Linked DNA regions of Homo sapiens: region 1 is linked to region 2. A link is a contact called in ENCODE Hi-C data. All regions are on one chromosome and are shown on one strand. Each heading gives the region's core, a stretch centred on a gene start or an enhancer-like site at or near the end of the contact. The rest is flanking DNA. Distances are from core to core; before and after follow the strand shown.

The links. A loop is a pair of places that touch in the nucleus more often than their neighbours do. Pooled maps may share reads with other maps.
Region 1: a map of GM12878 shows a loop between it and region 2 (2.9-fold over the local background). The contact joins the promoter of LINC02620 here to the enhancer-like site in region 2. A Hi-C loop is called at or near these places in 1 of 168 maps with a recorded cell type or tissue (GM12878), 1 of 37 single-sample maps with no recorded cell type and 4 of 50 pooled maps.

Annotation. Positions count from the first base shown.
Region 1 is chr10:104,478,535-104,481,793 of GRCh38, reverse strand. It overlaps LINC02620 (long intergenic non-protein coding RNA 2620), which reads left to right and starts at 1,519. Exons shown (of 3, transcript NR_120624.1): 1 at 1,519-1,661. RefSeq lists enhancers at 1-433, 434-935.
Region 2 is chr10:104,298,264-104,301,615 of GRCh38, reverse strand. GSTO2 (glutathione S-transferase omega 2) reads right to left here. Exons shown (of 7, transcript NM_183239.2): 7 at 1-2,488. The coding sequence ends at 2,332. Among named protein-coding and RNA genes, the nearest start is that of ITPRIP-AS1, 23 kb to the left of the region's middle. RefSeq lists enhancers at 366-865, 866-1,367, 1,184-2,383. Within about 2 kb of position 1,480, at least 24 of the 41 ENCODE cell types and tissues checked have a DNase peak (open chromatin) inside an H3K27ac peak, as active enhancers do.

The sequences.
Region 1 (3,259 bases), core at 270-2,769, 180 kb before region 2:
CCTGCAAAGCAGCAGTAGGAGATGGGGAACTAAGACAAGGAAAGGAAGGAGGCAAATACAGGGTGTATGATAAGAAGTTCACCATTTGGGACAACTGAGACTCCATCACACTGGGGAACTGTGGGAGACCACGTAGAACATATTTCAGGGTTGTCCCACCAGAGGAGTCAGGGAGCTGGGGTAGTTACTCCTACCTCCTTCCCATTAATAGCTGAGGGATGCTCCACATGTGATAACTCCAGGCATTTCAGCCTGCCCCACCTGCTCAGGCGAAACTGGGTCCCCCTGCAGCCAGAGGAAGCCCACAGGCAGGCAGTCTTGGGTGCTTGCAGAAAAACCCCTCGTTGGCTGAGCCCAGGAACTGCTGAGGTCAGAACAGAGCAAACAGAAACTGGGAGGGAAAGAGTGTAAGAAAACGGTTAAAATCCTCAAGGTGACAAAGGGGACAGAAGGACTGTGAGCTCACCAGTGTACCTGGCCGATGACCACATGACACAGAGGAGGTGGGGCTGGGGTTTCCAGGGTCAGGGCTGGGCTAAGGAGGAAGCAGCTCCCATGGGCATACCATGTCCATGCCCCTCACGGACCTGCTCTGTGTTCCCTTCCCTGTCCTAGGGATGAGCTGGACAACCAACCTGGGCGTCAGACTCCAGGAAATGGCAGGGTCCTTAGTCCTCCTGTCACCTTCTAGCTTCTCTCTCTTCCCCCATTCTGCCCTGCCTGAAACCCCATGCACTTGCTCCCTAGGTGAGGGCAGCGTGACATTTCTAAGATGATATCTCCTCTCTCTCCAGCCCAGACCCACAGCCTGACCCTGTGACAAAGGCCCCAGAGCCATCACTCTGCAAATAACTGTGGCTGGGTGAGAGGTACCAAAGCCAACGTGATGATCTGAGACAGACACCTGTAATTTCACATTCAGAAAAACCCAGACCTTCAAACAGAAGTGCTATTTCAATTTTCTCACTCCCATTCTTCTTTAACCTCAGACTAAGAGGGGAATAAACCCTCTTTGATTTGTAGACTGAATTCTTTAAAGAGACAGCTTATTCTTTTTCAAATTTATTTTTTCCTTTTGCTTGGGGCAGACACCAGGGTCCCAAAATGGGAATTTGGTACCTTGGTTAGATGGCTCAAACTGCCAAAAGTTACTATAGGGAATACTGCACTACCAATCCATTTTTCCTGCTAATCCAAAAGTCAAATAAGTCCATGGAGGGCTTTTTTTTCCTCTAGAATTTCAGGCTCCCTGAGGGCTAATTTCTCGGAAAGCTGCATTAAACTAATAGCACCATAAAAGGCCCATTGTGAGATGTAATTGGTTTGCAGGACTTCCTATAAAAATAATAAAAAGACTGCCAGAGGCAGTTTCCAAAGGTCAATTATCTTTGTGTTGCTTGAGTTGAGTGGAGGTCAGTCCCAGAATTCCACTTTATAGGCATATTAATCAAAACTGGGCCTGCCCACCCATCTGACCCCATCAGCTGTGAGGGAAGTCACAGGTCCCACCCTTAAGCTGGTTGCCAAATGGTGTTTTGGGCTCTTCTTTTCCCAAGAAGAGACTAGCCCATTGTCACCAATGCAGAGCTGGAAGCTGAAATTGTTAAGGCAGAATGAAAGGGAGAAAAGCACGTCCTGAGCACCAAGAAGAAGATAACTCGGTGAGTCACGCAGGCCATGGGGCAGGCAGTGTGCTCAGAGACCAGGCTAGACAGGGCCCTATTCCCAAGGAGCTAGGGAAGTGGTTGAGCCAGAACTCTTGGTTATATTTGGCATAAACCAACTTAAACTAGATTAAGCGAAAGTGAAGTTTAGTTGGCTAACATAACTGGGAATCTTAAGGATGGATGGATCCAAGGGCTCAAACAATGCCAACTGTTCTCGTTCTCTCTCTCTCTCTCTCTCTCTCTCTCTCTCTCTCTCTCTCTCTCTCTCTCTCTCTCTCTCTCTCTCTCTCTCTCTCTCTCTCTCTCTCTCTCTCTCCCACCCCCCCCCCGCCCCCTCCCCTTCCCGCTTCCCGTCTATCTCTGCCCTGCTGGGCCTTTCTCTCAGGCACGCTCTCTGCCACGTGGCAGTCAAGCAGACATCAGGCTTCTTGCCTCTCTTCCCCATTGAGCTATCTCAGCATAAAGAGGGACTTTTTCTCCTACTGTTCATCAATTCCAGGAAAAAACTTGCTAGCCCTGTGTGGTTCACATGCCTACTCCAGACACTCCAGACCAATCATTGTATCCAAGGGGTTGTAATTATCTGATTTGCTGAGACTGGGTCACATGCCCACCCCTGCCCACCCACTCCTGGTTTTACAGGAACAGGGTTTTCTGCTTTCTCCTGCTCAAAATAAAATCTGAATAACAATTGCTCTTGCAAGGCCCTAAGTTCCTAAAATAATGAATTATTCTCAAGCCCTAGAATATGCAACTCTCAATAAGGATGCATGGAAAAGTATGGAAGGATGTGCCAAAATATTAACAATGCTTATGCCTAAATGCTAGGTGTGACTTTTTACCCTTACTATGTATCATGTTTTCTAATCTTTCTGCAATGAAAATTTATTGCTTGTATAATTTTTTTTTTTTTTTTTTTGAGACGGAGTCTCACTCTGTCACCTAGGCTGGAGTGCAGTGGCATGATCTCGGCTCACTGCAAGCTCCGCCTCCCAGGTTCACGCCATTCTCCTGCCTCAGCCTCCGGAGTAGCTGGGACTACAGGCGCCCGCCATCACACCCGGCTAATTTTTTGTATTTTTAGTAGAAACGGGGTTTCACCGTGTTAGCCAGGATGGTCTTGATCTCCTGACCTCGTGATCCGCCCGCCTCGGTCTCCCAAAGTGCTGGGATTACAGACATAAGCCACCGCGCCCGGCCTGCTTGTATAATTTTTAAAAGGAAAAAATAATCCTCGAAACTTATTGATCTAATTACTTTGATTCTATATGCACCAAGCAGCCCTTTGAGGACCTAAATTGGTTTCCAAAGTCAACTTTGCTACTGAAGAGAGATGGGCCAACCATCCAGAACACTCAGTGGCCATGTCTTTTAATAATGCTACTCAACCATGCTGAGTATCAAGTCTTGGATATATATATCTCCTGCTCGCAAAGTGCCAGCTCAACAGCCAGCCTCTTCTTGGCCCAATCTGATGGCAGCATCATGAGGTCCTGAAGGATAAAAGTGTGTGCCTTCTCACAATAGCCCTGCTGTGGCTGGCCACATTTGTGGCTGACCACAGAGCAATTACTCATTAGCAGCTGAGTAAA
Region 2 (3,352 bases), core at 231-2,730:
GAAGCATATTTTTAAAGTTCTTCATGGAGCATTATTTAATTACCTCCTTCCCTCTTTTCTCCAGGCCACATCCTTCTAGTTTTATTCAAAGATTGATAACTCAGTTTTCTCTGTGGGTCAGACAAGTGACAAAGAAGCGAGATGGAGGAAGTGTAAGGATGTGCAGGTGACCAGGACCCTGGTAAACAGCAGGGAGCATGCCTGGCCAAGAGGCACTCAAATCCCAAACTGGGCTATAGGCCACCAGGCTGCAAACCTCCCCCATGAGTGCTTTTCTCCATTCTATAATTCCTGGTTCTTCAAGCTTTCTAAATTAGTGTGCGGAGCCCCAAAAGAGAACACCTTCATTTTGGTGAGCCAGAGGCATGCCATTTCCTGTTGCATCAGTGGTAACTTTGGTCTTATGACAAGCACTCACTAGCATGCAGGATTTGTACCGGCAAAAGGCTGATCAATCTCCTAAGTCCTATGAGAGGCCACAGGAGAAGATTCCCCTCTTCTTGGAGCAAAGATCCCAGGAAAACGGTGATTCACAGACCTCACTCAGCATTAACTAGGGTGCCATGGCAACAGGGCTCCACATCCGGAGCAGATGGTGCGGCAGACTGCCCCTGTCATGCGCTGCCTCTTCTGGAAGTTCTGGCCACCTCACCAAGCAGGCTTGTTTCTGTCCAGCTGGCACAGAGTAACACCTGGTAACTATTTACATGGGTCAAAATATACCCAGAGCCAGCAGATGGCAGGGCCAGACTGAGACGTGGGGAGAGAGGAGGGCTGATTTGGGCTGTCTCAGAGGCAGAGGTGGCAGACAGCTCCTTAGGGAGCACAGACAAGGCAAAACATCGCTCCTGTTGCTGCCTGGTGTCTCAGCACAGCTAGGAGGATGGGAAAGGATCCAGCATGAGCAAAGCTGAAATGATCACAGGCTGATCCTCAGACACTGAGATGAAACAGCATTGGACAAACTTGGTCCCCCTCCCATAGTGCAGGCAGTAGATGCTCCCAGCCCAAGGGACCTGTTGGCACCAGCCATCCTCAGCTCTTTGCTGTCTTCAGTGGGGTGGTACTGCCTGGCGAAGCTGGCAGAGGGGCCACATCAGAGACAAGCATCCCTACAACAGACAAGCAGCTCCAAAGCGCTAGGTTTAAAACCTCAACCAAGATAAGTGGAGAGATGGGGGCTCCCAGGGACAGAGCCAATGTCTTTTTCAACTTTATCCCCAGTGTGCCCCTGGGCTTGGTACACAACAGGCAACCAGAGGCATTTGTTGAGATGAATTGGAAGAGAGTGTGACGCAAATCCAACGGAATGACCTTTGCTTGTGGCTGGGTTTGGGGCGTGTGTATTTTTTTAAGGCAGGATGCCGGCTATAGAACATTTTGTGAGACATCCTGAGCCCTGACAGCACCAGTGAAATTCTGACGTAGTTAGTCCTGGGTGATAAACCGGTGTTTCATTTCCTGCTTTGGAATTCTTTCCAGTCACAAGACCCTCGGTGTCTCCAGGCCCATGGCCAAAGTTTGGAGAATTACACTCATACTCGCCCACGTGGACAGCGACATTCATTTGCCAAATGGAAGGTATTTAGGTTTGGAGTGTTTTCTTCTTCCTTCTCCCTCTTCTTAAGCTTTCACCAGGGAGGTCTTTGGAGGGTGCCATTCTGTAGTGACAAGCATCAGTCATAGGTTGACCCTGAACCTCAGCATCAGCATCTGCACCAATAATCTGGAGATCAAACTAGGCTGAAGGCCAAGGAGTTAGGAGGCACACAGGCTCCCAAAATGTGCTCTGACATTAGCACCAGGCACTTTCTAGAAAATAGTTAGAAGCTACAGGCTAGGCAGGCCAGGTGGCTCATGCCTGTAATCTCAACACTTTGGAGACCAAGTTGGGTGGATGGCTTGCGGCCAGGAGATGGAGACCAGCCTGAGCAACATAGTGAGACCCTGTCTCAACAACATTTTTTTAAAAATTAGCTGGGCGTGGTGACACATACCTGTAGTCCTAGCTTCTCAGGAGGCTGAGGCGGGAGAATCAACTGAGCCCAGGAGTTCAAGGCTGCAGTGAGCCGACTGTCCCACTGCACTCCAGCCTGAGTAACGAAGCAAGATCTTGCCTCAAAAAAAAAAAGGAAAAAAAAGCAGCAGTAGCAGCAGCTACAGGCTAGAGGAGTCAGACAAATGATTATCAGAAGAATACATTTCCTGTTTTCATTTTATTGGGAACTTCAAAGAAAAGAAAGAGAGACGGATTGGTTCCCAAGACAAGCCGTGACGTAGACTCCCAACAAGCTGGGGAATTCTGGACAGCGAAGGGGTGGACAGTGAGACTCAGCACAGCCCAAAGTCAAAGGCATTAGGGTTGTTCTGAAAATAGAGATTCAAGAAGCCCTGGAAAATGCTCTTATCCATGAGAAGAGCACAGACTGTGGGGTCCCACTTCATGGCTGATATCCAGAGCCGCAGGGCTGGCGTGTGGCTCACACAGCTGCAAGACAGGAAAGAAGCGTCAGCACAGTGCAGGGGTAGGCATCAGGAAAGGGGATGCACGTTGCTTTTTAGATTTGCAAGATATGAAGAATGAGTTTATTTGGGAAGTTATCTTAGTTATCTTATTATCAAGTGAGAATGATAACTTACTGGAGGAAAATCTTATTTTTGGAATAGTTGAATGTTTAGAAGTTGTTGCTTCTAATAATACAGTGAAATACTTTGGACTGATGGCTCTGGGAAAATAACATGTCTGTGCTTCATTTTTTTTGTTTTGTTTTTTAATATATATATATTCTAAAGCTTGAGAAACTTACATGTGCTTCACTGCTTGCCAACAAAAAGACAACCCTCTGAAACAAATATTCTTGGGTCATTCTCAGATTTTACTTTAGGAGATATAAAAAAATAAAGACAAATAATTTCTAAAACATTTTTTAAATGAATAAAACAAGGATGAAACCTTGAAGTCATGGAGCCGACAGGGCTCTTTCAAAGCTCAACCAGGATATTTAGTTCTGGGGTTTATAAAGCAATAAGCTGAAGATAATATGAATGGGTTGTCGGGAATCCAGGACTAGAAGTGAGGTTTCCTAACCTGTGACTCCATGCTCTGTCTTCAGAGGATACAGCCTTTTGTAAATTTTATGTTTGATATTGAGTTTTAAATATCCTGACAAAGAGAGCTGAAGTCGGAAGTGCAGGAGACAGTGGCTGGTTGGGCTCCAGCCCACGGGTTATGAAGGTGCAGACACAGTTCTGCTTCAGCAGGGCCGGATTTCCAAGTGCCAGAAATGTCCAGCACCCACCATGAGGGTGGCTTGGATTAGGGTGGACGTCCGCACACGTCCAGCTTCACTGA